6 separate regions of the Mus musculus genome follow, and regions 1, 2, 3, 4 and 5 are each linked to region 6. A link is a loop called in an ENCODE intact Hi-C map of the cell type or tissue named here. Cell type or tissue: heart. All regions are shown on one strand. Region 1 overlaps Pdhx (pyruvate dehydrogenase complex, component X). Region 2 overlaps Slc1a2 (solute carrier family 1 (glial high affinity glutamate transporter), member 2). Region 3 has its middle 57 kb from the start of Gm13872. Region 4 holds the start of Cd44 (CD44 antigen). Region 5 overlaps Pdhx (pyruvate dehydrogenase complex, component X). Region 6 overlaps Slc1a2 (solute carrier family 1 (glial high affinity glutamate transporter), member 2).

What was found. Peaks named below come from ENCODE experiments on the same cell type or tissue, not always from the same donor. Only the 100,000 strongest peaks of a DNase experiment are listed, where the experiment ranks them.
Region 1: a loop joins it to region 6, with 7 times the contacts of the local background. A loop is called at or near these places in 18 of 42 quality-filtered maps.
Region 2: it touches region 6 in a loop (2.7-fold over the local background); 9 of 42 quality-filtered maps call a loop at or near these places.
Region 3: it touches region 6 in a loop (3-fold over the local background); 10 of 42 quality-filtered maps call a loop at or near these places.
Region 4: it touches region 6 in a loop (1.8-fold over the local background); 2 of 42 quality-filtered maps call a loop at or near these places.
Region 5: it touches region 6 in a loop (6-fold over the local background); 3 of 42 quality-filtered maps call a loop at or near these places.

The regions. Positions count from the first base shown.
Region 1 is chr2:103,016,657-103,021,656 of GRCm38, forward strand. It overlaps Pdhx (pyruvate dehydrogenase complex, component X), which reads right to left. Exons shown (of 11, transcript NM_175094.5): 11 at 4,399-5,000. Among named protein-coding and RNA genes, the nearest start is that of Pdhx, 54 kb to the right of the region's middle. In heart, a CTCF peak has its summit at 2,669; no DNase peak of the experiment used is centred here.
Region 2 is chr2:102,682,814-102,687,813 of GRCm38, forward strand. The region is part of intron 1 of Slc1a2 (solute carrier family 1 (glial high affinity glutamate transporter), member 2); the gene reads left to right. Among named protein-coding and RNA genes, the nearest start is that of Slc1a2, 27 kb to the left of the region's middle. In heart, a CTCF peak has its summit at 2,954; no DNase peak of the experiment used is centred here.
Region 3 is chr2:102,801,283-102,806,282 of GRCm38, forward strand. No RefSeq gene overlaps it. Among named protein-coding and RNA genes, the nearest start is that of Gm13872, 57 kb to the left of the region's middle. In heart, a CTCF peak has its summit at 2,964 (motif pointing right); a DNase peak (open chromatin) is centred at 4,189.
Region 4 is chr2:102,896,859-102,901,858 of GRCm38, forward strand. It overlaps Cd44 (CD44 antigen), which reads right to left and starts at 4,807. Exons shown (of 9, transcript NM_001039151.1): 1 at 4,410-4,807. The coding sequence starts at 4,488. Gm23731 (a small nuclear RNA gene) reads left to right here and starts at 1,102; the gene lies at 1,102-1,208. In heart, no CTCF peak of the experiment used is centred here; DNase peaks (open chromatin) are centred at 2,673, 4,163 and 4,643; H3K4me3 peaks cover 2,925 bases; H3K27ac peaks cover 1,492 bases; H3K27me3 peaks cover 236 bases.
Region 5 is chr2:103,060,670-103,065,669 of GRCm38, forward strand. The region is part of intron 1 of Pdhx (pyruvate dehydrogenase complex, component X); the gene reads right to left. Among named protein-coding and RNA genes, the nearest start is that of Pdhx, 10 kb to the right of the region's middle. In heart, a CTCF peak has its summit at 2,456 (motif pointing left); no DNase peak of the experiment used is centred here.
Region 6 is chr2:102,741,479-102,746,478 of GRCm38, forward strand. It overlaps Slc1a2 (solute carrier family 1 (glial high affinity glutamate transporter), member 2), which reads left to right. Exons shown (of 11, transcript NM_001077514.4): 5 at 2,330-2,495. It overlaps Gm13872 (predicted gene 13872), which reads right to left. Exons shown (of 2, transcript NR_153853.1): 2 at 2,173-3,444. Among named protein-coding and RNA genes, the nearest start is that of Gm13872, 2.8 kb to the right of the region's middle. In heart, a CTCF peak has its summit at 2,635 (motif pointing right); DNase peaks (open chromatin) are centred at 2,633 and 3,893; H3K4me3 peaks cover 490 bases; H3K27ac peaks cover 1,635 bases.

The sequences.
Region 1 (5,000 bases), 280 kb after region 6:
TTGGCCTGCAAGTCATGATCCTCTTGCCACCTCTTCCCGAATGCTGCATGCTATTCTGTCTGGATGAGTTTGTTTGCTGTTACTCTCCTCTTGTTGTCCAGGATGGTCTCTAATATGTGCACTCCAGTGATCTTCCCGCATCTGTTCCTCTGCAGCTGGGACCACACACAAGTACCATCGGCTTATCGATATATTTTATTCCTAGAGGCACCAAGCCCTAAATCAATGGTTCTCAAACTGTGGGTCATAGATCCTTTGGGGATCACAATTCAGATATCATGCATATCAGATATTTATATTATGATTCATAACAGTAGCAGGAGTAAAGTTATTAAATAGCAATGAAGTAACTTCATGGTTGGGGGTTGGTCACAACCTAATAAAATGTCGCAGCATTAGGAAGATTAAGAACTACCTCCTTAAATGTTTTACGCTTCAGTTTTATTAAGGCTGTCACTGGGAGTTATATGTAAGTCATGACTCTTGATTTTAGTACTTCACAGATGTATTTTTAATGGAAACAAACCAAAAATCCCTCAGTACCTCATGTGCAATCTAACCAGGACACAGAAAGGAACTACAAAGAAAATACGAGCCAAGTGTACATGTTTTTATTTGTATGTTGTACTTAAACTTTTTATAGGTCTCACTGTACATGAAGTGACATCGCTGAAGAACTTCAGTAGAACGAGCTCAGCCAATGTCCACCTGAGAATGTTGTGTGTAATGTTGTTAAAGCTTTGTACCACATGGATATAGGCTCAATCCCAGATGCAGCTCTTAGAGCTTAGCTCAGTTCATGTAGTCTCTGAGTCTGTACACGTTATCTAAGACTATAAAGGAGGGCTGCTATAAAGCAAGATACACCTCCCACACAGAACTGAAGAGATGATGTAAGATAAGCAGTTGCCACACAGAGGATCTTTCCCCTCCTCCATAGATAAGAATTATTAAGACACAGGATAAGCTTACTGCCAAAAGCCTAGTAATTTTAAACTAGGCTGACACTAGGCAGAAAATACTCCTCCTGATGAGCAAGCATGCAGATTAAATGAATTCTTAGAAAAGGATGTTCCCACAGAGCAGAAGCTAAGGCACTGGGAGGGGTGATCATCTACCAAGCTCTATCCTGTAGCTTCCTGATAAGTAGTATTCTCTGCCAAGCGGACTGAGGGGCCACGGATAGAAAGTAAGTGGGGCCAAGAGGTGGTGGTGCACACCTTTAATCCCAGCACTAGGGAGGCAGAGGTAGGTAGATCTGAGTTTGAGGTCTGCCTGGTCTACAAAGGGAGTTCCTGGATAACCAGGGCTACATACATTGAGACCCTATACAAAGTTTAAGTGTAACATACACATAAAAACTTAACCTTGTGTCCAGTTTATGCTTTATAAAGGCTTGACTAATGTGTATCTCATTTGGCCACAACAGACAAATCTTTAAAGATCTACTTGTCTGTGACAAGAATAACTATGAATCTCATAAAGAAAAAAATTTAAATACATTTAGATGAGAAAATCTTGACTGATCGTCCTAATGTTCTCTCAACTTTTAACAGAAACCTATATTTCCCTTAAACTTATGTCCTTGGTGGTATAGTTTAAATCAAGGAGCATTGACAATACTCACTTTCTCAGAAAGAAAAAGGTGGCTCAGAGTTGGAAAATCAGGGAAGTGACTTCTAATTTGTGAAAATAAACTATATGATCAAAGACACAAACTAACAGTAACTTTCCAAAGTTCATCTGCAAACGACTTTAGCAAATTTCAATTAAGGGTGCTTAAGAAATGGTTCAGTGGTTAGCTGCTCTTGCAAAGGTCCCAAGATCAGTTCTCAGCACTCACATGGCTGCTCACAAGTGCCCGAAACTCCAGTTCCAGGCAATCCAATGGCCTTTTCTGGCCTCTGTGGGCACCAAATATGTTTATCTAAACTATTTTTAATTAAAGAGGCTCCTCATTGTTCTATAACTTAGAAGATAAACTACTTTGTTCCAATTGCCTCCTTCCAAAACCAATGCAGATGCCAGAAAGGCAAATAACCATGCAGAACTATTCAAAATGTCTTTATGAGACGATCACTCTTTTATTTACAAGTTTAGATGTGTCCTGAAACCATGCTACTTGCTGTATCACATATAAGCACCTCACTCCTCTTCAAGTGGCAATAGTGAGCCTCCAGAAACTGTCCTGGAGGGAATTCCACTCATCTTATGGCGCTGTCTCGAAAGCACACGCCTACCTTGCATTCACAACACACATACAGCAGCCTGGCATGGAGGACACACTTCCTTGTCCTTCTTCATTAAAAGCCCTGAGGTAATGGCGATCCAGAGTCAGTCATACTTCAGTTAGTATAAACCCTGCAGCTGTTTCCTGCTGCCCCACATCCTTTGTTGTAACCCACTTGGAATCATGGCCAGATTAATTTTAAAGTCTTTCTGTATTGTTACTCCCTTCTAAAAATCCAGTGCTTCCCATTCATAGCACTTGTTTCAAGTGTAATTTTTAATCTGCATAAGTTCATTTCTTCACTTTGCGAAGGGAGCCCGCGTCCATCATGACACAACCTTGTCATGAGAACAGAATGTCTTTGAAAGCTGAGACCGAAAGCCATGCAGTTTCTCTATTTGGATGACAATATATTAACTCATAGCACCACCTACCTTTCAAAGTAGGGAAACAAGGCTTCTTTTCCAGAACTTATGTTTTGCTTAAACAATTACTGGTAAAGGTAGGTTCAGAGTGCAAATAAGTAAAAAACAAAAGAAAAAGAAAAAGTTCCATTCGATATTATGTGAACACTCTTAACAGTATTTATAAATTACTTGGCAATGTTTCATTCAAGTCTGGTCAGCAGCACCCAGACATTTTTAATGTGACAGAAAATAGTGGACAAACTCATTTTTAGCTACTAAGTAGGAAGTGTAGTTAAAGAAACCAGCCCATTCTGACTAACAGAGGTAACTGTTCATTAATACTTCCATGACTAATGGTTAAACACTAAGATGAATGATGCTTTTCCCTCATAATTCATGCTTAGGTTGTTTTCCTTGTCTCAGTATATTTGCCTGTTATAAACAGAGTGTGGTGGTGGACAGTCTTGCTGATGCACACATGGCTCACACCATGTATCCACACTCCTTCAAATCAAGATCATTCCTTGACCTCATGCTGCAATAGGATTATTTCCATAAATGACAATTTGCTTACAGGAATCTAATTGCTAGAGATGCTAGAGGAATTATTTTTGATCAAACGGGGAAAGCTTCTACACTGCTTATTAACTATCACAGAAACCATGAGAGGGAGGCAACTAGGTTTGTGTTGCCCACGAACTGAAATAAATGGCTTCAGATAAACAGTGCCTCTGTCCAAGCTGGATGGGGACCAACCTCCTTTGTAGCTACAGGAAATGGAGGCATTATTGCTAGTGATACCGGCCCACAGAAGACAGAGCGCAAGCAAAGAGCTACTTATGGCTGTCTCATGTTCAAGTCCTCAGATGTCAAAATTAGAAAAGGGGGCTGAGGAGAGGGTTCAGTGGGTAAAAGCACTCGTCATGCAAACCTAACACCCTGAAAGACAGACACCATGACCCTACCTGTTCTTACAGGCAGATGGAGGCAGAGACAAGACAATTACCAGGAGCTAGCCTGGTGTACACAGCAGTGAGCAAGAGATCATACATCAAACAAGGTGGAAAGCAAGAATCCAAGGTTGTTTTCTGCCTTACACACCTGGGAACATGTGTCTATATCCACATCCACACAACACACACTCACACAGTATTAAAAACATTTCAGCCACACTGAACTTGAAAGTAGTGCAAGTGTAAAAGCTATTTTGAAAACGGTGCTTGGTAATAATTTTAAGTTAATCTGACAAAAGTTTGAAGAGTCCATTTTAAAATGGCTTGTTAAAACCGAATAACTGAATTAAATATTTTTCTTAACAAGAGATATACTGGGGCACTAATTATTTCTGAAGGCTCCTTTGTTAGGGCTATAGTTCATCATGTCATACTCAATACAACTTGTACCATGGAGTCTTTTTTCTGGTGATTTATGTCAACTGACACTAAGGAGAAACTTTCTGCAACTGGTGAATTAAATTACCATTCATTACCATCTCATTTAAATATCGTTATCTTGCCAGAGCTGCCAACAGAAAGAAGCAGTTCTAATGTTACTGATAATGAGGGACAATTTGGCTCAGCTGATGGAGTAGATGAGCACTACTTCCCATCTGTTCTCCTTCCTAGGTCTCCTCTCTTGTGAAACAGGATCTCACTCTGTAGCTCTGGCTAGTCTTGAACTCATGGGAACCCTGCCTTAGTCTTCCAAGTACTAAGATTATAGGCGCAAACCACCATGGTGAGCTTGTTTGCCACTCTTCTATTTTGCATGTCATATCAAAGTAGACTAGAATTTTTTTATTTTCTTACATTTGACTGTACAATACAAACTTGATTACAATGCTTCAGCAAACAATACTGTATTTAAAACAATACAAATTTACAATGTATGCTAAGAGAATTTATTTCATTAGATTCCAACTGAGCATGAAAGCTCGCTGCTCAATTTGAGATCAACTGCAGCTTTTCCAGTAAAACACTCTCCCTGCCTCTGTGAGACAGGGCCTCACCGCGTAGCCCAGCTAGCCTCAAAGCGGGCCTCCTTTCTCAATCTCTCTCAAAGGCTGAGGTTATAGGTACAAACCCAGCTGCTCCCCCAACTTTATAAGGTCAGGTCTCTGAACAAACGACTCTTTAGTTTTTCTTCCTCTGTCTTCATTCCTATTGTATCCTTAGAGCTTCACAGTGTCAAAGTTAAAAGACTGGAAATATATCTAGCTAAGACACCTGGCTTTATATACACAAAAGTTTAATAATGTTGTCACAACCCCTAATAAAATGTACTTATATACTAATCCAGAGCAAACTAACTGTACATATTAAATTGTTCAAGTATATCAAGAGCTTATAAAAAATGAGAGGCCC
Region 2 (5,000 bases), 59 kb before region 6:
TCCAAAGTCACTTTGAATAATTGAGATATCTGAGATTGAAGCCCTAAGATTTGAGGGTTGAATACAGAAACCAAGACCTCTCAAGGAAAATCCTTGATGTGACTCTGGACGGGTGTAGACATCTTCTACTTTGACCAAGGAGGGTGAAAGAGGGAGAGAATGTGCTCCAAAGGGCAGCATTTACTGGCATGCTGAGGAGAAGGCATGCTGAAGTTTTACCTGAAGTGGAAGAACAATTTACGCCCTTCAGTTCTCTGGAAGATCTGATTCTCTTTTAGGGGAATCCACACCTGTCCCCCTTTCTTTCTGGGGTAGCTGGTGCTTATGTGGGTGGTAGTTAGAGGCATGCACTTTTTTTGCACCAATATCTAGATAGGGTGAGTGAGTAGAGTTTTGGGAAAGTGTGCTTGAGGTAGAAATGGTGTCTCAGGCCTTGCTGAGACTGACTAATGTTTTATTTGTGTATGTAACCCAGTAACCGTGTGTGTCTATGTGTGTGTCTGTGTATGTACCTGAACATGTATGTGTTGAACAGATGTTCATGTATGTATTGAACACATGTTCATGTATGTATTGAAACAGACTCTGATTCTGTTTTCTGGTGACCAGATGAGTAATCTCAGATAAGTTGATTTCTGGGAACTTCATTTACATAAACAGTTGACAGGCCATATTGGACCATGGTAGGCTGATGCTGTGGATACAACTGGATCTAACCTTGCTAAGTAAAGGAATTCAGTCTCAGAAAGACAGATAGAGTATTTGTTCTCAAGTGTAGTGTCCAGATTTTATATAGAGACATCTTTGTATGCATAACATAAAAGTGGAAATAAAACTACCTCAGGGAATAAAGGAATGTAACAGGAGGTGGGGGTGAGAAGGGGGAGAGAGGTGCTATGAAGGGAATCTACCAAACAATAAAATAGACTTGCATGAAATGTCATTATGTAATCCAGTACTGTGTACACAGAATATAAAACTGACAATTAAAAACATCATTTCTTTCTCATAGATATACAGTTGGGTCACATGCATAATATTGATTTTTCTCATAACCATAGTAGTAAAGATAAAAGAAAGAAGAGATGAATTTAGTTCCGAGAGTGTATTTTGTCTACCTCAGGGCATTTTTATTTGCTTTATCTCCGGGGGACGTATATGTATGTGTACGAGTGCTTGCTTGTGTGTCGGCACATGTCTGTGCAGCTGTGTATGCCCATGTGGAGAGGCTTGAGGCTCTTCCTCTACTCCATCTTATATATCGAGGCAGGGTCTCTCTCTGAACACAGAGCTTGCTGTCTTGGACAGTCTGGCCAGCCTGAATGCCCCCCCCCCCAGGTGGTTCCTTGTCTCTCCCTCCGGAGCTGGGATTACAGAATGGCTACCACACTCTCCTGGCTTTTCTGTGGATTCTAGGGATCCACAGGCTGGTCCCCGTGCTTGCTCAGTGAGTGCTCTACCCACCATGATGGACGCCTCCCCAGCCCCTGACCTATTTTTGGTATTATTTTCAAAATCTTCTGTGTGCTTTCAACCTCTAGCATGTTTCCTCTCCTTACACAGTGTTTGAGAGCATGCTCCAGCTAGTGCGTCTCAAAGTGCAGGTCCCCAGACTGTGGAAGAGAGTGGTGCTAGGATGGATCTCCTTGCAAAAGCAAGAACAAAACAAAACCGTTAACAAACTATCAGAGTACAGTTGTTCCTCAGATTGAGGGTGAGGGAAGAGCCCTTTATTAGAGTATGTTCTTCTGATTGCTCTGTATTGTTGTAGTTATTGCTGTGGATCTTATAGTGTGCATTACTGAGAAATTAAATTTTATCAGTGATATGCTGTACAGACAGTATATCTAAACAGGCAGCATGCGCTTTTGGATGAGGGAAAAGGAAGCACCAGTGTACCCCATATGTGGAAAGGGAGGGGCTGCTTCCTTCACATCCAAGGGTACATGTACGTGTGTGTGTGTGTGTGTGTGTGTGTGTGTGTGTGTTGTGTGTGTGTGTGTGTGCTCGAGTGTGTGCTCGAGGTCACAGTAAGAAAGAGATCACATGTTTTCCTCCTGGTGGCAAAAGTGTGAAATTCCTTAAGAAGTTATTTCTGTGTTGTTTACTGAGTTTTAAGAGAGGCTCAGTTGCTCTCTCCCCCCAACCCCATACTCCAGGCTCTGCTGGGGTAGGGGCAGTGTTACCCACTGTCCAAATGAATGTGTATAACTAAACCAGTTACCGAGTGTCACAGTGGCCATTTAAAAATACAAATCAACATCTCAAGCTGTGAATGTCACTCTTGACAGAACACAAACTGACACCTGGAGTGCTGAAGGCAGCCGGAATAGCCCCTTCCTATACACTTCACTGTCCTCCTAGACACCCTAATGGAAAACTGAGTCAACCAGTGACTTAGGTTCATGAGCCTAAAGGTGTGGCCTGAAAGATTTGATCCTAGGGAACCAAGGCTGTAGAGATCCTGATTTCTGAGCATCTTGGGAGCATCACGTGCTGAGAAACATGTGGAGCGTCAGGCATGTCCTGTGCTGGGAAACACAGTCCCTATCCTGTCAGCTCACCACGAAGAAGGCATCTGTCTTCCTATGGGGGGAGGCCAGCGGGACCCAGAATGGTGCAAAGAAGAGCCTCTAATGTCATCTTGTAGTTCCATAAACAATAAGGTCAGAAATGGCTAGAACACAGGCAGTTCAGGTCCCAGCACCCCCTCAGGAGGGTCCCAGCCTCCTGCCCCAGGACTTACGATGCCTCTGGCTCCCACGGACATCGACACCCATGTGCACACACCCACACAAAGACACACACGACACACAAGCACTTATAGAACTGGAAATAAATATTAAGTAAATGAAGGAAAACATTACGCATGCTTTATATGTGATTTCTTTATATGGTTAAAGTTTCATAAAAAACATAGCTAATTTCATCCAGTAATAGGATGCATTTCTGTTACTTCCTTTTCCTTCCAGAAGGGTGCAGTGTGAAGCTGAGAAAGACACTTGCCTTCCCTGTTATAATGTCCTGCCCTTTAGTAGTTCCTAGACTACAGTTTAAAGATATATCTTCTCCATCTATCACTATCACACTCACTCACACACATGCACAGTCTCTTCAGGAACTCAACATTCATGAAAAAAAAAAAAAAGAATCCCAGATGCTCTACATAGTTGTTTTAAAGCAAGCAAACAGCTCTTCTTGCTGTTGTTACCATGGCAGCCAAACACTCTCCTGTCAATCATCCTAAAGTGAATTATTAATGAGCTTTGTCCAGCACACAGTTAATAAGCACACTTGGTGTTTTCAGGAGGAGGTAAAATGTCGTTACTGTGCTGAGCAGTGCTCCTTGCTGTTCCGTCTTATGGGGAACGGGTCTGCAGGGACCAGCCGTTCACCTTGGCTCCTCTTCGCTGGCTAAGGGCCTTGTTCCCCTGGCATTTAGGAGTTGCATAAAAGGTAGGTCTGAATCATGATTTCAGAAGTAGGTCGTTTAAACCGGCCCCCTGCATACTGCTGGCTGCTTTTCGATGTCCCTCTGACGATTTGACTCACCCCTGCTTAGATAACCCTCTCCCACAGATTAAGGCCATCATCTCCAGTAATTGGCTGACCAGGAACAAGTTCATGTTCTAATTCTGAAAGACGATAGAAGAGGAAAGCCACTGTGTTTGTGTGGCAGATTGAGTAATAAATTCCTGCCCCTCGTTTCTATTTAACAATAAAAGAGATTGAAGTTTAGTAAGGGTTTAAGTTTCCCAGACAAGAGAATTTTACTACAATTTACGTAAGCATTCCAAGCCTCAGTTTTCACATGTATAAGATGGGTTTAAGTTAAAACATTTATTAGTGGCAAGGAACTTGAAGGATCACACCCATAAGTCCCTCCGTGTGCCAGCAATCGCTATTCAGATGATTTCCCCCTCATACTCCTCTGGCATTGGGCTCATGAAATCTCTTAGGATGTATCTGTCTTTTGAGGTAAGGCTTTGACACAGAGTCTCTGTGTATCCAGGCTGGCTTGTAACTCCCTACGTAGCCCAGGCTGGCTGTGGACTCATGGCAATCCTACTTCAGGAACGTTTGTGCAGAGATTACAGGCATAAGCCCCCATTCCCAGCTTCTGTTGACATTCAAAATATAGAGTACAACTTTGGTTTCATTTCATGTGTGTGTTTGTGTGTGTGTGTGTATAGGCAGGTGTAAGTACATGGGTGTGCATGTGTATTTGGAGGGCATAGGCCCATATCAGATATCTTTCTCAACTCTTTTCTGCCCTGTTTTGTTTGTTTTTGGAAGCAGTGTCTCTCACTGAGCCTGTAGTTCACCCTTGGGGTCAGCTGTCTTTGCTCCCTCGAGTCTGTTTCTTTATATCATTTTTTTACTGTGTGCTGGGCATCACAGTCAGGTGTTCATCAGAGATACACAGAAAGTGCTTTAGATACGGACCCAGCTCCTCATCCCACAGCTTCCATTTTTAAAAATAAATATTAAATTTTCTTCTCCATTCTTGCAAAAGAGCATGCTTGAAGCCATCAACAGCTTTTGCTTGTCTTTTCATGGATAATTTCTTCAAAGTTGAATTCTGGTTTGTACTGAACTTCATTGGTAAAAATGTCTGAAGGTATCTAGAATAAATATCTAGTTTAAAAAGCAAAATCTATTATTTCACAGAATGAGTCTATGCTAATATATGCACATTTTTATCTATTTAGCTTTTTTTTTATGTGCATTGGTATTTCCCCTGCTTTTATGTCTATGTGAGAGTGTCAGATCTTGGAGTTACAAATAGTTGTGAGCTGCCACATGGGTGTTGGGATTTGAACCCGGGTCCTTTGCAAGAACAGTCAGTGCCCCCAACCACTGAGCCATCTCTCTAACCCCTAATAGAAAAGGCATGTTTTTTCTTTCCTTATTTCGGATGCAGCATGAGAGTGAAGGATGAGAGATGAGACAGCAGCCTTAGACTGAAGGCCCTCTATTGAAGAAGCAAACCTTGTTGT
Region 3 (5,000 bases), 60 kb after region 6:
AGTGTGTCTTGGTGTATGTCTGAGTGCTTATGCTATGTGTGTGCTTCTACTGGTGTGGGCAGAGTGGGGAGCTAGAGGTGTTCCTCATCTCTTCTTAACTACTTGCCTTATCTCTCTTCCTTTAACTCTAACTACTACCCTCATAGCCTCCCTGGTCCCTGGGCCATCCCTAATCCCCATGCAAACAGTGAAACTACTGCCTATTACAGCTCTTCAGCTTCCCAACCCTCCATCCTTGAGTGCCAATCACATTTATCCTCCTTGGGCCATGATCACTCCCCATGGAGAAGGGTAGGATCGGTAGATCCTGCAGCCTCTGGGTTTTTCAGGGTGAAGTTCATCTCTGGTCACTGAGGAAAGGAGCTTCCACCTGGCTTGTGGCTGGATTTCCCCAGGATTACTGCAAACTCAACCAGTCTTACTATCTTAACATTAATTTCTCCTGGAAAGCCCCTATTCTGACCCGGATAACAAGTACAATTGCACCACTTCATATTGATATTCATCCTAGCAAAACTAACACCTAACTTATCATGCAAAATAAAAATAACTATCCCTATCTTGCCTCTGTGTTAATTTATCAGACATTACTATACACCAAGGAATACATTTAAGACACATTTCTCTAGATGCTGGAGATGGGTGGGATATCTCAGCCTATTCAGCCACAATGACATTATTTGAAGTACAACCCACTATTGGACTTGCTAAAATATTTAGAATTTATTTGTGGCACAGAAAACACTTTGAGCATGATTTGAGCTTAAATCCCCAATGATGCCACAGTAACATTATCCTAGCCTCTGGTCACATGGTCTGAAGGATCTACTCCTATTTAAATCTCAGTTATGATGTACACCACAGGCATCCGGACACTGCATTACTATTCAGATCCCTGAAACAATTTGAAGGAGCCAGGGAGCTAGGTTTCTCTTCTCCTTCTATCTAATGTTTCTTGTTATTGATCATTTGTGCATAAATGGACATAAAAAATTTTCCAGAAGGTAGATATTAGTTATTTATCTTACTCTGTAAATAAAGTCAACCAATACTTTTTGACCTTTAATGTTAACTTTTTAAGAGCCTACTAAAATAAAAATAAGCTATATCTTATATCTTTATTGACTGATTCTATATTTTGTTCTAGCAAATTCAACTTTCCACAAGGATAATTGTAAGTGAAAACATAGAGCCTAATCTAGCAGAGTGTTGATCAGATCCTCAAATACAACTTAACATGTTATCTGTACTACACTGTGAATGCTAGCCTTAACTATCAACTTGACACAACCTGGAATCACTGGGAATAAAGTCTCAATGAAGGATTCTCCACATTGGGTGAGCCTCTGGGACTATATATGGAGGATTAACTTAATTAAGTCAATTGATGTGAAAAGATCTAGTTCACTATGGGAGGCATCATTCCCTAGGCAGGGGATCCTAAACTGTATGACAGTAGCAAACCCAAGTAAATTAGCAAGAATATATGCATCAATTTATCTCTGTCTTGACTGTAGATGCATTTTTTCTAGATGTTTGAGTTTCTTCCCTGACTTTTCTTACAACAATGGACTGTAATCTAGATTTGTAAACCAAAGTAAACCCTTTCTTTCCTAAGTTGTTTTTTTTTTCACCAAGGTATTTTATCCCAGCAACAGGAGTGAAATCAGACCACCCACTTATAATTCACCTGTTTGTCTAATGAGCAAATCTTGTTTTAGAGTCATTTTTATCTATTTTGATCACCTTGAAATTTGTTTAATGGTTTATTAGAGTTGACACCAACTTTCTTTGGGAAGTACAATGAAAATACTTCTGTTGAGAGGGCTGGTTTGTTAGTTAAAGGGATGGGGAGAGAATTCAATTGGTCAAGATGCTTGCTGCTGTGCAAGCACGAGGGCCTGAGTCTCATCCCCAGAACTCAGTAAAAACTATAAAAGGTCGAGCATGGTGGATCACTGGGGTTTGTTAGCTAGCCAGCCTAGCTGAATCACTGAGCTCCAAGCCAGTAAGACACCGTGCGTCAAAACAAAATGAAACAACATACAAACCAACAACATTAACAAAACCCCCAAATGGATGGTGTCCCGAAGAACAACACCTAAGGCTAACTTCTAGACTCTACATGTACCCCCTACACAACTGCACCCTCACACCAACCCTCACAAAGAGGATTTGATGTGTTCAAATAAAAACAAAGTGATGTAGGAGTTCAAAGAATGTTTTCTGTCCCAGGCTGTTCATGCAGAGCTCAGCCCTGCCCCTTTCTAGTGGAGTGGCCATGCTTGCTGTGCCTGGCTCTTCCTATCTGTAGGATGAGGATAAATGGAGCTTTATCTCAGGTGCTCAGTGTCTTGCTTTACTTTTCTCACTTTAATGTGTGTGCTTACAGAGTGCTCCTTGCTAGACAATATTCTGAGACCTTTAAGACATCAATGTGTTTTGTCCTCATAACTCTGTAAACCACATTCTATTGTCTGTATCTACTGAAAGAAACTCAAGTTTGGTATGCACTATGTCTAAGACAGTGCCTGAAAGATAACCAGTGCCCAGGGTCATCAGTCACAGGTCAAAATCTTTCTTTGTATCTTCCTCAGAAAAGTCACTTGACTACTCTTCTTTGTACTCCTCGGATAAGGATGTCTCCAAATAGACCAGAAAATGTCTAGAAATTAGCAGATAGGGGGCAAATGATGGTCATGCTGGAGCTTACTGTCTCCTTTCCCCCATGATCTGTGAATCCTTTTCAAATACAAGATGCTGACTAAACCAGAAGATGGAACACTATCTGAATGCTTGAGCCCAGACTACCCAGAAACACTGCTTCTCCACACAAGCCTTTAGTGAAAGGATCCCCACGTTCACCTTCCTTCTTCTTTCTAGATTTGCCTTGAGGATTCAGGATTGAAATCAAATAGCATTCAACTTCCACAAAGATCAAAGAGAGGTTTCTGGGATTTCCACTAGAGGGCACATTATCAACAGGCCAGAAATAGCCAACAAGTTGGCCTAAAGCCACAAAGAAATGACAGTTTCTAGGAGGTACATGAACCCAGGTATCAGGGATTTTTTTTCTGATTCAGAGAAGCTCCAGCACTGAGAGAGACTCCAGCATCACTAGTGGCTTTGCAACTCGGGCTTTGTATTTCTGAGCTTCAGTGGTTTCCCAAACCTTGGCTTCAAACAGTTAGAAGAGAAGCCAAGAGCAGCTAGTCTAGAAATTTGTTTTTTAAAACCCACTGCTTTACAGCTACTGTGATTTATGTGGCTACTGTGTTCACAGATGAGACTTAATAAACAACCGTTATCTGAGTGCTCCTGGATAACTGTTTTGATCCCTTTCTTCTTTTCACCCTTCTCCTTTTATCTTTCTGACATCTTTTTCTGGATATTCTCTATTTCTTGAGGAGACTTCAAGTGATAGGAGGGAGAAAGTAAAAAAGCAAAGCTCTCAAGAACTCCACTGACTTCATCAGAAATCTGAATTTCCTTCAGGTCTCCAACTGCTCAAAACCTGCCTCCCCACTTCTAAGCAGATAAATTCCAAATTGTCTGCCTAGATTCTGAGGAGGCTGGGCCCTGGAATGGGTAGCCGTTCTCTCCTCTCTACATCTAGAGGACACCAAGTTCTGGCAAGGCCTTTGTGAAATAAAATAAAATAAAATAAAATAAAATAAAATAAAATAAAATAAAATAAAATAAAAAGCAGTAACATACCTGCCTACTTCCACACTCCCCAGAAAACAAGAGAGGTCCCTGTTTCCTCTCTAATAGCTATTTGAGTATCTGGGTGAGAAGACTAGGGTGTCAGCACTTCTGGTGTGAGGAATGAGAAACAGAAAAGCCATATGCTCCTATCAAATTTTGTCTTTTTGTCTCATTCAATTTCCCAGATATCTTTCTGATAGAAATGACTATTCCCATCTTACAGATGAGAAAATGAAGACACATCATTGCTAAATTACTTAAGATACACATCAGTAAACAAAGTATGGCAAAGTTGGGTTTGAACCCAGGGTCTGACTTTAAAGACGGTCATGCTAAAACTAGATGTTAGCTGCTTTTCCTGGAGTTTTTGCCATTTCTCCTCCGGGGGTGAGGATGGAGGAAGTGGTTTGGATGAAGCTGCTGGAAAACAGCAGTCACCACGTGATGAGGTCAGCAGTCTGGAAGCCTGAGGAGGGTGGGATGGAAGGGGCGGGAGATGGGGAGCCCTAACAAGCAAACAAACTACTGGTGTTGAAGACTAGATGTCAGCAGAGGCAAGAAGTGGGGCCCGAGGCCAGGGTGCTGGATCAGACTTCCTAACTCTATGACCCTTTGCGTGGGCCACCATGGCACAACTCCCCACACTTCCACATGACCTGATCCTCCTTCTTCCAATAAATACAGCATCTAGGAGGTGTTTATAGGTTTCTAAATAAACTCCTTCGTCAATATAGCCTACATGGTACATATCTTCACTTATGCTTCAGGAAGACTCTTTGACTCCCACAGAGAGCTCTGGAGTGTTGGCCTGGCTTATAAGGTTTGAAAATGATCTCTTAATATCAACAAATTCAAGTTAACAAACTTATGACAATAGGCAATGAGACAGGGGAAGTCAGAACTCCAGCATAACTCTACCACTTTCTACTTGGGTGGTTTGGAGACTACAATATACTTCTCTGTGTTCCTAGCTGACTCATCCATTAAAAATGGGATAAGGATTTCTTCATCACTAGTTGAATGTATAAACACAGACATTCATAAGTGATCAGTACTAGATAGTAACTTTGGAGGCCATAATTGAGCTGGGATGTTTGTTCCCGTTTGGAGGTACAAACACAAAGCCTGTTCTCAATAAGTTTGCCAAAGTGGAAGAGAGAGGACAATGGGGAAACTGATAAGATTGAACTATGTTAGTGACAGGTGGACACGGTCAAGGCGGTACTAGGAAGGGGGAGTGCGCTCAATCTGAGTAAAGGTGGGGTAAGACACTTCCTGAGGATGACATCAAA
Region 4 (5,000 bases), 160 kb after region 6:
TGATAAGGAAATGGACTTATTTTAGCAATAAATATCTAGGTTGGCATCTCTAACAGCTGTGGCTGAGTCCTGGGAAAGATGGGACAGAGGAGGGCAAGGCAGGGCAGCCAGGAGCCTACAGCCTTCTGGAGGGAGGCAAGAGAGAGAGGCTATTCGTGATCACTCTGCTGAGTACAGCAGGCAGGAACAGTGAGAGACCACCGGCTACTTCCAGAATCCTCCAAAGGTAGTGATGGGGTGATGGTAGATGATGGGGCACCTCAACTCTACTCCTGTGTCCTTGGATCCTTGATTTCATTATCGAGAAAACGGTGCTAGGAGAATCTCAATGTGTGAGACCACTGCAAAGCCATGCAACAAAAAACAAACAACTACTGTTGACTGAATTTGAGCAGTGAGTGGCACTTCTTACGGGTTTTGGATACTGGGTGGCATTAGCAATATGCTAGGATTTTAAAATTATGGTCCTTCTGGGATAGGGACTCCAAAAAAAGACCAACAGAGTCAGCTAACCTGTACCCCTGGAGGCTCCCAGAGACTGAACCACCAACCAGAAAATATGGGCTGGATTTCCACATATGTAGCAGATGTGTACATGTGTGTTCAAAAACAACTGGAGCAGGGGCAATCCCTGAATCTGCTGTCTGCCTGTGGATCCCATTCCCCTAACTGGGCAGCCTTATCTGGCCTCAGTGGGAAAGGATGTACCTAGTACTGCAGTAACTTGATGTGCTAGGGTGAGTTCGTACCCAGGGGGACCTTCCCCTTCTCAGAGAAGGAGGAAGGGGTATGGGGGAGGAAGTATGTGAGGGGAGACTGGGAGGAGAAAGGATGCTGCAATCGGGATATAAAGTGAATAAATTAATGAATGAATATAAATAAACAAATAGATAAATAAATGAAAAATAGGGTACTTCTAATTTTTCAGTAATGCTCAAGAGTCATATGAAACAAGAAAGGTTTGTCTTGGGTACCATTTTTCTTTAGGGTAAGATATGGTGATCATAATTCTTAAACTCAAACTGAATATATTGAGCCATAAAATACAAAACTGTGATGAGTGTGTAGGTAGCACTGAAAGTGTTAAAAATGTTATACCACGTGCTCGCTTCGGCAACACATATACTAAAATTGGAAAGATACAGAGAAGATTAGCATGGCCACTGCGCAAGGATGACACGCAAATTCGTGAAGCGTTCCATATTTTTCACAGAAGTTGATGCTCACAGTCAGCTATTGGATGGATCGCAGGGCTCCCAATGGAGGAGCTAGAGAAAGTACCCAAGGAGCTAAAGGGATCTGCAACCCTATAGGTGGAACAACATTATGAACTAACCAGTACTCTGAAGCTCTTGACTCTAGCTGCATATGTATCAAAAGATGGCCTAGTCGGCCATCACTGGAAAGAGAGGCCCATTGGACTTGCAAATTTTATATGCCCCAGTACAGGGGAACGCCAGGGCCAAAGAGTGGGAGTGGGTGGGGAGGGGAGTTGGAGGGGGGAGGGTATGGGGAACTTTTGGGATAGCATTGGAAATGTAAATGAGGAAAATACCTAATAAAAATATTTTTTAAAAATGTTATGCCACACCCCAGATTGACCGCACCTTCCTCCTCACCACTTCAGGTGAAACACTGGGGCTCCCACAGTACTCCAGAGACTTCAGTATTTCAAAGATGTCCTCACACCCTAACGGAACAGGCAACTCACCAATCCCTGTCTCCCATGGTCTGCTTCCTCTGGGGGAAAAGAAGGGTTGGTTTTTTTTCCTTAGTGATCTTTAAAGTTCCCATTTTTGAGTCTGTGACAGTGAATCAGGAAACTTTTAGGGAATGAATGGAAGGAGATCTGTCATAGACTAGGAATTTTGTGTGGTCCAGCATCCCCTCCTGCGTAAGGGGAAGTTGGCAGAAAATAGAATTTTTTTTTTTCTCCTCAGCTGCCAGAGTCTCCCAACACATTAACTCCTCACTGTATTTTAGAAGGAAATAGATGTTCTGTGTGTACCCGGGAGTAACTGAGTGAATGGAGATACTTCAGCAAGGACAGGGCTTGCTTCCTTACTTCTTCACCTGGGAAGGCCTAGCCTACACTCTAACTGCCAATGCTCAGAGGAAGCAGAACGGTGCCTGCTGTCCCCAAGTCCCAAGACTCCCAGATGAACCCCATCTTCCTCAACAATAGAGGTACAGTTTCCTAACCACGATCTTTGGAAAGGGAGAGGAGAGATGCAAGTGGACACTTGTCCCCTCTGCCTTTGGTCTAGGGCCACTTTCTTCCCTTGGGGGAGAAGTTGCTTTAGGCCTCCACCACTTCTCTACCGTTTGACTGCCAGCACAGTGATGGATGCTTCCTCCTCTTACGCCACCCCTCCCCAACGCCCCTCCACCTCCATTCCCCACCCTCCCCACCCTCAGCCCCACCACCAGCAACTTTGCTGGTCTCAGTGCTTCCTCATCATCTTCCCAAACCAGTCACTCCCAGAATGGGGCAACCATGATGCCTCTCTTCTCCCTCCCCTTTCTCTTTCACACACATCCTGTGCTAAGTCACATCTCATTTCAGAGTCTCAGTTCCTTCATCGGCTTTACAAGGGCGTGAAAGCCAGGGTCCATGGAGCTGCTGCTACTGGCACCAGCTCTACTTGTCCTGGAGCCACACTGTACAACAAGAAGGTAGAAACCCCAAGGCAGAAGAGAGCCTGCTGGCCTCAGAACCTGACTCCAGGGGGGGTTGGAAGGGCAACAGGTATCTGGGAGTAGACCTTTTAGAATAGCCGGGAGACAGGCCAGGAAAATGTGGGAGTTCGGCTCCTCAGCCCCAACAAAGGTGGGAGCAGTGTGCCAACCTTCCTCCTGTCCTCTGAGGTCAGGTCCAGGCTCTCTCTGTCCTTCCCTCATCCATCCTGAATGTTTCTGCCTTCCAATGGATCCTAGGAGCTCTGGCTCCCTATGGGAGCCTCCACTGCAGCCTCTGCTGGCTAGACTGTTACTGTCCCTGAAGGTCTTTTCAACTTTGTCTAGCACTTGCTTTTAGATATCCCATGGCAGTCTAAGCTAGGGAACTTAATGAACCCAAGTTCACACCCAGCCCCACTCCTTGCTGTGTGACTAGGGGAAGTCACCTAACCTCTCTGAGCCTCTGTTTCCCTACTGGTAAGGTGTTGGGGGGAGCATTTGTCACCAAATCACCATGAGGATAAAATGAGATAGCTTATGTGAATTACCTAACATAGCACAGCAAAGAACACACACACAAATGGCCAATAGTGTCCTACTGCAATTATTATTTGCATTACTTCTGCATCAGCATTCAAAATTTAACATTCAACAATGGAGGTGCGATTTTCTAATCCCAACGTACCATGTCTAAAAAGAAAAAAAAACCCAGTTTGGCACCCCTTACCCCCAGAACTGGATTTAGTAATTCTTGTTGAGAGGAACTCACTGAAGTCTGAGCTGACTTAATGACCTAGCTGGCACTTCTTCAAAGAAAATTTAACTATGCTGATGATAACCAAAGCCTTCGTGGAATTATCTGTTCATATATAGATAAAGGAGGGGGGACGCTTGAAAATGAGCCATACTGGATATTTGGCCCAAGCTCCTCCTCTCCACAGCCACCAAAGTCACCAACCACATTTAGATGGGATATTAGGGACTGCGCTAAAGTTCACAGGTTACCCTGATACAGGTCCCCTCCTGCTCTGAGGCTGCCAGGCAGCAAATATGAACCCTGTTGCTGTTTGACTTTGCCTAGACTGCAAGCACTGCGCGGCTGGTCGAATTATTGCTCCGGTTATGTGTCCTCCTTGGTCCATGTTGGAACCTTTAGGCCACTCAGAGCCTCACACAAACCAGTTCAAACTCCCACAAGCTAAAATAAAGCCGTTGGTGACCAAAGCTGACTTTAAGAGCCCCGAAAACTAGTCAAAGCTGGGACCCACTGTCTTCAGCTTTTCAAGGCTCCTTTCTGAAAAGCTCATTGCCCAATCTCTGGCCTGTAGCTATGTGCACACCTTGGGGAGTGCTCTACAGGTCTGTTCCAGTGTCTGCCTCTACCTGCCTAGCCACAGTTAGCCAGGCTTGGGGAGCCCTTGAGCACCAGAGCCTGTTAGTCGGGACAGAGGCTGCGGGCATCCAAGAGTACAGTTACTTTTGAGCCATGTGCTCCAGCAAGCATGGGGACCTCGCCCAAAATCTGCGGGCAACTTGCCCAGCAAACTTTCTTCTCCCTTTCTCTTTTCCTTTCACCAAAGCAGCACTTCCCAGGCGTAAACTCTTTCCAATAGCATAGCCCCAAATCCCAGCTTTGCTTTGCTAGCCCAATTCACTACAGTCCCTCCCCAGGGCGATTCAACCCAGAGGCATCCAGCTGGAGTCCTCAGGCGCGGTGGCGGGCCACTCACCGATCTGCTGATGTGGATGTGCCAGGCTCAACTGCAAGAGGCAAAGTCCCCAAGCTGTGTGCCACCAAAACTTGTCCATGGCGTGCTGGATGAAACGGAGGGATCTAGTCGCCTCTGGAAAAGGGTCGTGGGGAGAAGGGCAACGAGGGTGAATGGAACCTGTCACTGGCTGGGGGCTGCTGGGCAATGAGACCGCTTCGGAAGTTGGCTGTGGTTTTTATTCCAGGCTTTGAAAGAGTGAGTGACCTAAGAGGGAGGGAGCGCGCGAAGGACACACCCAAAGCGAGGGGGCTGTGACTAAGCAGCCAACGGAAGTTTAAAGACACACCAGCCTGCTTTCGCTACTGCCCCTGCACTCCTGCCCTGCTCTCTTGGACAGAAGAGAATGGCCGCCCCCCTCCCCCCCCCAGCCCCCGTGCGCCCACGTTCTCCAGGGCCACTCCACAGGCTTCCTACCCTGGCCCAGCCTACCAGCCTATGAGAAGCGCTGCCTGGGACAAGGAGAATGACTGAGTTCTAAGACCTCGCCCCTCTCAGTTAAATCTTCCAGTTTCTCCTTTGCCACTAAACTTGGGAACCTGGCTAGGGAAA
Region 5 (5,000 bases), 320 kb after region 6:
CTCGTGTCTACTCTGGCTTTCATTAACTATCACCAATAATCTCATTTAATTCCAAACTGAAGTCTAGTTAAAATAAACTACAACTACAAAACAGCTCTAAAAGTGTTTTTCTTAGTCAAACTAATCTTTGTGCACTAAAAGAATTAGGATTCTAGATAGGTAGAAATGATGCAAAGGTCTTTGTACCACCTCAATACACTGTTATCTATGAGGAGACCATCAAAGTCTTAATTAAATCAAGTGGACGTAGGGGAGCCTACTTAGAGCAAACACACATACACATGGTACAATTCCAAACTGCAATGATTGGACTCTTGTAGTTATGAAAATTTTCGGCACGTGTTCAGAAGTTAATACACGACACACATTTTCAAGTAATAAAATGAGCTTTTAAATCTCGGATTGTGATGGAGCTGATTACTGCTTTTCATGGCTTACTAAACAAATGAAGACAACTGCTAAGGAATGCTTATCAAGTGCAACTCTCAACAGTTATTTTTTAAACTCATAGAGACAAATGTGTTTAGGACGGCAACAAACTCTTACTCCTAAACAGATAAGAAGCCAGCCTCAATCTAAAAGCTCAGCTTTTTAAAAAGTCTCAATATGTTGCTGTTATTAAAAAGCTCAAGCCTTGCATTATGAGAAAGAACATGTCATGACCACACATATGTTAATCTACCACATAGAATTGCACTTCAGAGAGGTGAAATAAAAGGACACAGTGCTCCCACAATCCCATCTCCATTTGTGACAAATATTAAATCAGTTCTCTCAAATAGACTCTCCTGTATTTTTACATTTGGCTCAGATGCCATTGTATGATTCATATTATCAATCTCCTGTGATAATCTCTCCACCAAGAGACCTTCACATTTGCATTACTCCTGACATTAAAGACTGTATTATGAAATGTCTGCATTTAGGAAGCATTATTTTCCAAAGTACAACATCAAGACCTCCAAAATTTTTATTTTAAACGTAAAACAAATCGTAACCACTCTTCACACCCTTTACTGGAATTGCTTCCCTGAATGATGACAATAAAATCTAAAAACCCTGCAGTAGATCACTGTCCTTACTCTCCATGAAGGTGACAAAACCCAAACAAAGATATGCTGGACGTTGCCATTATTCAGTGCTGTCTCTTGACTGAGTGTGCTGCCTTATTACAGAGAGTAAGATGTGCCATACATACATTCTGATCACACCACAGGCTTCCTGCCAGAAATGCCATTTCAAACCATGAGCTTATTAACAAGAGTACAGTTTCGTCCTAATAGATCCTCTGTAGACGGGAACATTATACACTTCTTTCCCAAATGTATTTTTTTTCTTGATAGAGAAAGTATATGATCATAAACGAGGCTTTAGGTATCAGGCCTACACATAGCTACTACCTGCTCTTTGTGGCTGTACGAGGCTCCCTGGAATGGGATTAAGCCTTTCCGGGTGATTTAGATAGTATTTACAGAGCCCCTCTTCATGCCAGCGAGAAGTACATGCCACACTCCTGTCCCACTGAGAAGGCTGGGATGTGCACCAACTACTTCCTACTAATATCCACTTCCTAACTGTGAGCAGACGAAATATGCTCAACTGGTTATACGAGTTTACATAAAATAACACCTGACCATATTTGATATTTTGTAGTGATTCACTGCTTGTTCATTTTTGTAAAGCAGCTAAGATTATTTCAAACTGGTTGGCAAGTGAGCCAATATACAGAAATTATAAAACATTAAAAATATTAAGATGACTATGGTGTTGTGCTTTTAGTATTTTATTTTGAAACATTAACTTTTAAGAGTAAATGTCTCACAAGCCATTACAACTGTTTTACTGTCTGTCTCATAAGAACACCACAATAAATGACATTGGAACGTTGTTGCTTGATATATAATATGCGCTGTATGAACAATTTATCACTAAACTCGAGTGATTTTTCAGTTCTTTTAGATCTATTCTGTCAATTTTCCTACAGTAAAATTCTGACTTTAATTTTAAATGTGGCACAATAATCTGAATCTAATTTATTTTCTCTAACGTATGTTTTTATCCTGTCAACAAAACTCATATTTCAGCAAAAGCAATTACATTACAGATTTAAGTTCTTAACATATACAAGCATTCTAAAAGGTCACTGGATCAACAGAGAAATTAATATAAACAAACTCTTAAAATACAAATGCAGAACAAATTGCTTCCTGGTATTAGTATGAAGTAGACCTAAGCTCATTACAATATCAAAAGTAATTAAGGACATACAGTAGAGCCAAGTGGCACACTCTACCCCATTTACTGAACTGTAACCTAAGCACACAAAAACCATGAAATGAACAGGCCAAGACAAAAGAAAATTGCCCAGTACTCTCAGCTCCAAAGCCGGAACTCACTGATAAAATGCATCTTTAAAATTGCTATACAAATAAAGCAATCCTGCCATCTGCAGGCTGAATGGACTACAGCAGAACAAAGGGCAGGTGACTTAAAGCCAGCACAGGCCACAGAACAGCAAGACTGCAGCGGCGAATAGAGGTTATTTCAGAGTCTCTTTAAAATAAACCACTGCTTGCAGGCTGTCTTTGCACCATGCTACTTTGCTGTGGTGCTAGGAGAATTACTGAGAGGTCACAGGGAGGCTAACAAGCATTCCAAAGACAGTACATGATTTCCAGTTGCTACCTACCCTACTGTTTGCATATAAGCAAAGAGTGAAACAACACACCTAAAACGACAACCGCTATTCAACTCTAGTAAGTTTTGGAATAAAATTATGAAATTTCACTCCCTGCCACAAAACTTATCTAACACTGAGGGGAAACCAGCCTTGAATTTTCATTTTGAAAAAAGAAATCAATCAGAAAGTGGAGAGCAATAGTACACAACTTTGGAAGTAGAAAAGTAACAGTTACCCAAAAATAAACTAAAAAGACCCTAGCTGCATCTTAAGTCGAAAGACTGAGGTGAACAAAGCAGAGGTGGGTGACTAGGTGTCTCAGCCCCATGCTAGGTACCAACCAACCCCATCCCATAAAACAGCATACAGGACTCTGTTCTCTAAAGAAAACTTAGAACTTAGGTTCAACCTACTCATCTTGGGATATACAGAAATGAAAAACTGAAGTCAACTGAAACATTAGTTGATGTGAGTAAAAAAGTTGTGGAGTAAAAAAGTTGTACAGGACAGCAATTCCTGCAGGAAATGAAAAGCAAGGGTAATAAGCTTTTAAAATATGGGATGCCTCTGAGGTACACAGTATACATTTAGTACAAGCAGTGTCTGTGAAATAAACAAGTATACACAATAAATGCACCAAGTACTGAAAGACGAGAACTCTAGTGACCAGAACTCACCCCCAGACAATGTCTAAGATGCAAGCAAGAGGGTTGGCTAATTAATGCCAGAAGGAAGCTGAGAGTCAAAACCCTTGGCTTTTAAAGAAGATGACTGGAGAAGGGGAAGGCATGGGGAGAGATCTACTATAGGGTTATTAGCCTCTATGGTTATTTTGCCATATGCCATGTGTGTGTGTGTTACCGTAGTAAATGAAATATTTTCTTATTTAACAAGTATACACATATTGATAAGATATTTAGTTCTTAAAAGCATCAAGACTGGAGAGCAGCACTAAACTACCTGGGTCCAATTACAGCTCCACTGTCTGTAAGATGCTTTATCATTCTGTACGTCAGCTTCCTCTTCTGTACAACCACGATGCACATTTTCATAAAGAAATGAATGATAGATACAAAGTCATTACGATGGGCTCTGGAGAGGACTAAGTCCCCACTACTTATTATTGGCAGGCAGCATATTTTTGATTGGCACTTAGAAGATGGATTCCGGGGTATCTACATAGTTGCTTATGTGCACTGAAATACTCTATAGTATTCTAGAACATCACAATCCTTCCTGGAGTAATGAGAGACGGAGTCACAGGTGGCTTTCACCTTCCCAGCCTAAATTCTCCCCTCCTCCAGCCATAATCACTCAGCTAAGCTACATTAACTCCTGTATTTGCTCTATTTCATCTCTATGCTAACTGTTTCTCTTATTAAAATCACTGACAAATGTTTTATCTTCAATGTTACCACAGCTAAAAGCTAAATTTGCAGTTTGACAAATACCCATGGAGTAGTCTGTTTTGCCAGCCTATGCCTAGGCAAAATCAGAATTTTGACCTCAATGAGATTATATATATATATAAGATGGAAATATTTTCAGAATATTCCAAGGGAATACTTTAAAAATTTGTTCTCCAGTAAATTGGAAAACTTTAAAGAAATTGATAGATTTCTGGACTCAGCCAAACCACCAAAATTCAAGTGAGGAAATTGAGATGATGGAGATGATGATGATAAGAAGAAGCAAGCTAGGGCCACATGAATTCACAGCAGAATTCTACTAGCCACTCAAAGGTCTGCAGCCAGTTCTTCTTAACTATTTAAAAAGACAGCAACAGAAGGAGCACTCTCAAACTCTTGTAAAGTCAGGTGGTTCTAATATCAAAACCTGATAAAGACACAGCAACAAAAAGAAAACTCTAAACCAATATCCCTGATAAAGAGATTAAAAATGTTTGATAACATACTTTCAAACAGAAAGCAGACATACATTCACTATAATCAAGTTGGCTTTATCTCTGAAATGCTGGAAAGTCTCAATATATGCAAGTCAATAAATGTATAAACCACATAAATGGGCTTAATAGACACAGACAAATCCTTTGACAATAGCCAACATGCCTTCATAATAAAATTATTAAGAGAATTAAGACTAGAGGGAATATATCGCAACATAACAAAAGCTATATATGAGAAACCCATAGCCAACATCATCATAAATGGAAAAAAGTTTGAAGCAATTCTACTTAAGTCACGAGTGAGTCGGGGATGTCGCTCTCCCCACTTCTTTTAAGTAATATACTTGAAGTGGTAGCTGGGACAATAAGGCAAAACAAGGAAATGAAAGAAATAGAAATAGGGAAGGATGAAGT
Region 6 (5,000 bases):
TCACACTTGGGTGGTCCCGAGGCTGATGGTGGGCTTTGCCCCATGGCAAAGCATACTGTCTGGACTCTAGGGGATAGAAAACTACATCAGGATGTGCTCCGTCCCTGCCAGGATCTTATACCTTCCTATGGCAACCTAGTTTTGTTTCCTCAGCTAGGGCTAGGGTCAAGAGCTCTTTGAGTTGGGGCAGCTTGAGGAATAGCAGTGTACTGTCCTTTACCTGACATTGTGAATGCAAGTAGATATTTACCCTGACTTTAAGGGCCTTGACCAGAGAAGACCATTCTTACAGAGTAACAAAACAGAGATAGAGAACTGGGTCACTTAGCATCCTTTCTGGATCCCCATGGCCTGGCGAGGAGTGTTTTTAAATGACCTATCTTGAGTGAAGGGAGATTCCTGACTAGAGTTAGAAACCGGGGCAAAAAGAGGAAGGATAATTGTTCCCATTAGAGGCAGTCTTCCGTGGTCTTGGCTTGCTCAAGTTAGACCCTCCATGTTTAAAACCAAAACAGCCTCCCATCTGGTTTTAGGAAGACAGAGCTCAGCTCAAGTAGTCACTAGTCAGGTCAAATTCAGGTCCTTATTCTAAGAAAGCTTGAGTTAGGGAAATAATTGGTTTTCTATTGAAAAACAACCAGTGTGACAGCTATTGATGTAAACAAAGCTACAAGTAGCTGATGGCAGGAGGCTGGTAAGAAGGAAGGCATGTAAGTCAACTAGGAGATACTTGTGAGTTTTCTGGCAAGTTGGGCTCAGGTGCCACAGCAGGTATGCAGATGGAGTGGTCCAAACCCAACGTGTTTGTATTCATGTATGGAAATATGAACTGAGACCTGGACAACTGAAACACCCCTTCAGTTGGGAAGCTAGATTTTGAAGTCTAGCATGATTCATGTTGTGTCTGGCTTCATCGACTTACTAGAAATCAGGTCTTGGGTTATTTGTAGGACATGAAAGATGTGAGACCCTTAGCAACCAGCCTCCTACCAGACCCTGCTTGTTATCCATGATGATCACTATAGAGTAGTCTACACTTTGGCTTCTTCATCCCTCTCAAGATAAGTCTCCATCTTTGTTGCCTAGAGTCTGGCAGCTACATCCAGAAGTTTCCCTTCTGGTCACTTCTGTGGTTTCTCTTCATGTTTCTATTGCCCAGAGCTTGGATCATTCTCTGCTTATGTAGCCAAGTTTGGGTCTCCTCTGACCCTGCTCAAGTGTATACAGCCAGGCTAACACGGGAGGCACCTGCCTCCTCCTAGAGAAGTTTGCCTGTCCTTCTTTTCTGTTCTTGTTATCTCAGTCCAGCATTGCTAACTGTCAAACTCAGCCACAGAAGGATCAAGTCTGTATAACTTAACATATGGTGCAGGGGGTGGAAAGAATTCAATGGTGGTCGGGCCATTTAAGTTCAAGTGTCAGTTCTGCCAATAACTATGACGTCTGAAAAGCCAGTTCTTCCTGCATCGTCTTCTGTATCTATTCAGGGTTCAGCCATCTGTCACCTCTCACGTGCCAGCACAGACATTCTAGGATTTTGAATGATTTCTATTTTAATGCCCTGGAAAGTGGTAAATTTTGAGGTTGAGATGTGAATTTTTACATGCAGGATGCCTGACACCTTTAAAATTAGACCCACTTCCACGAATGTCGAGGAATAGCATAGGAGATACTTGGGGAGTATTAGGCAAGAGTGAGTTGGCTTCATAGCCTGAAGTATATATTTCCCACCTTGCATATGAATTATATAGTCCCAGAAAGGTGGCTATTGGGTAGCTGTCACCCTGCTGTCCAGATGGAGATTCCCAGCAGAGCCTGGTATTGGAAGGACCCAGAACCTAGGACAGGCTTCTGATGATTCTGTCCAGCAGAAAGAACATTTACCTGGGCCTCACAGTTTGCAAGAGCAGCTACTAAGTTGGACTTGTGATACCATCCCCCAATCACAGAGGTGTCATCATGGGGAGGAAAAAATGGACACATATCCCCCAGCTATAGCAACTGTGCTGCTTAGGGTACTTAGGGGACAAATGAATATCATAAACTTTGTAATAATCTTGTTAGTAGGATAGCTGCACCATACTGCATATGCTACACTTGATCTTAGCCAAAAGGCCGAGAAGCAACAACATACTGCATATGCAATGAGTTAATGCTCTATTAAGAATATAATCATAAAATATTCCCCAGTTTTATTAGCCTTGTTTTGGCATTTCATAGTTGTAGTTAACATCTTGGGAAGGTTCAAGTGTATGACTGGCTGGCTGGGTTGTTGTTGACCTTTTAGACTGACCTTCACCTTTATTCTTTTTCCTTCCTGCTCCATTAGATTCAGACAGTGACAAAGAAAGTTCTGGTGGCACCTCCATCTGAGGAGGCCAATACCACCAAGGCGGTCATCTCCATGTTGAATGAAACCATGAACGAGGCCCCTGAAGAAACTAAGATCGTTATCAAGAAGGGCCTGGAGTTCAAGGACGGGATGAACGTCTTAGGTAGGCATAGTGGTTGTTGCCATCCATCACCTTTGACTTCTGGACAGTGGCCCGCCTTTCTCAACAGCCTTCTTCCCTCAGTTCTCAGTATCCCAACGTTTCTTCTCAAAAAACCCAGTAAAGTGTCCTCTAGGTGGCGCAGAAGGTTCTCTCTGGGGAACAATATGAGTGTCACTGAGACAGGGCTGAGCCATGAAGGAAGACAGGAAGATCAGCAGAAGGAGGAACCCCAAAGGGACATGGCAGCCAGAGATCAGGGGTAGAAAAAGAGAAAAGAGCTGACATTTGTCAGGCACATTATTTAACTAGCCATTTAATGAACTGGGCTATGCTTCTCTTTTATTTATTAAGTTTTGTTTTAGCTGTCTCTTTGCAGAAGCACCATGCTTGTTGTTGCATCCTAGCTTCAAGTCTATAACAAAGGCAGAGTTGCCAGTATTGGACAGTGTTAGATTAGGAAACAAAGGGCTATTACAGAATGTATATGACCTGTCTCCTTGAGCCTGATGCCTTCTCTCCATTCCGTCCAGAGTTCCTCTTTAGCTGCACAGATGTGGGTTTAGGAGGCACTCATTGGTTGTCTGCTCCTGGGCAAGTCTTTCTACTTCTCTAGCCTCCACAGTAAATTGGAAATGGGATTGGCCCAGGGTTTGTGAACCGACCGTTGTAAAAATGAACCGGAGCTGTGCCTATAAAGCACCCTAGCACATGCAGTGAGCTCTGCTCAGACAAGCTCTGGTCATTATGAAAAGTAGATGGAGAGCCAAGAAGCTCAACCAGAACACATTCCATGAAGTGCAGGGGGTGAGGTGGTTTCCTTCACAGGATCAGCTCCAAATTTGCCCAGACTTACTGATCACCCAGCCACCTTAGGGCTTTAGGGTGGGCCCATTCTCTCCCATTTCCATCATTGTTCAGTTTAATGGTGTTAGGAAAATGGGTCGTTTGCCTGCAAAATGGAAAAAAAAAGAGAAATAAGAATCTGTAAGCAAGATCTTGCAAAGAAGTTTCTAAGGACTCGGGTGAGAACTGTTTAGAGATGGGTCAGCTCAGTGGTCCTGTCCCTTTGTCATCTAAGAGATCAAATGTGCTTGTCTCCTTGGATTGTCATTAGATAAACTTGAATTTTTAGATCAATACAAATAACAATAATTTAGTCTAAGTATGTCCCACGTGCTAGTCTAAAAATAAATAAATAATAATAATATTTTTTAAAAAAGGTTCCTATGTAGGATGTGATCAGCAGCGCTGTGTGATTGCTTTGTGCACTGTGGTTGTTTTCCGAGGACATCAGTGCTGAACAGAGAAGGCGGCAGAGGAGCTGGGCAACCCAGTGCCTGCAGGGCTGAAGTAGATGCTCTTTGTCCTGGAAGAAAGCCCATTGGGTGAGAGGGAGGGAGGAGATAAGCTGAGTGGGTTGCCAGGCAACAAAGGATCAGTAAACACAGTTGATAATCAGTAACAAGCCAGAGGTAGTTGGGGGGGAGGAGGAAGTGAGAGAGTCCCGCTGAGAAGGAGGCATTTCTGATAACCCAGAAGCCGCTTTCTCCACTGCAAAGATATCTACAATCCTTTCAGGGCCTTCTCAATTCCCGGGAGGCCCTTCTGGTGGGTCATAACTTTAGATCCCATCCTCCTTGACAAAGTAACCCCTGATACTTTGGACTGAATAATTCAGAGGACTAGTCTTTCCAGAGTCTTAATGGATTCTAGAAAGTCACATGACCTGTGGCTGTGCCTGGGAGTTTCAAAATACTGGCAACCCCAACCAAGTCTAAGAGGGCTTTGTTCAAGTGAAGTACCCCTGTTCCAGTGAGCAGTTTCAATTAGGCAATGTTTACCCAGGGCAATGGCAGGCTGAATCCCGCATCCATTCAAGTACACAGCGAGGCACTGCGAAGCCAAGGGAAGTCAGATTGTTGAGAAACTTCCCTTTTGCCAATCCCAGCTGAAATAAGGTTCTTTTCATGGCCTTGGAAGGGCAGCAGCAGTGGCTCTGGTTTTTTGTTTTATTTTTCTGTATTTCTGGTCTTCGGTTTTTGGAAAGCCCCAAGGACTGAGAACTGCAATACAGGAAGGTGCAATCTTGGCTCAGCCTTCTGCTTCTCCAAGGACGTGCTCTGCTCCTAAGAAACCTGGAGAGCTAGCTTGTGGTACAGCATACCTATGATTCCAGCCCTCAGAAAACTGAGACAGGAGGATGATTAATCAAAGACCAATTTGAGCTATAAGTCAAGACTGCCCTCAAAAACCAGCCAAATAGATGAACCCCCAAACCAATTCTTGATCCCCACCTTAACTCCAATAGCTTAAATTGGTGCCAACTACTCTCTATATATATATAAAATTTAATAAATATTATGATTTGATTCCCTTAGACACAAATTCCTTCTCTCTGAACCTCTGACTTTATTTCCCCTTTGGTAAATATATATATATATATGTATATATATATATACTCATAGATACACCAGTGTCTGTTGTTTCCAAGGAGAGTCTTTATTC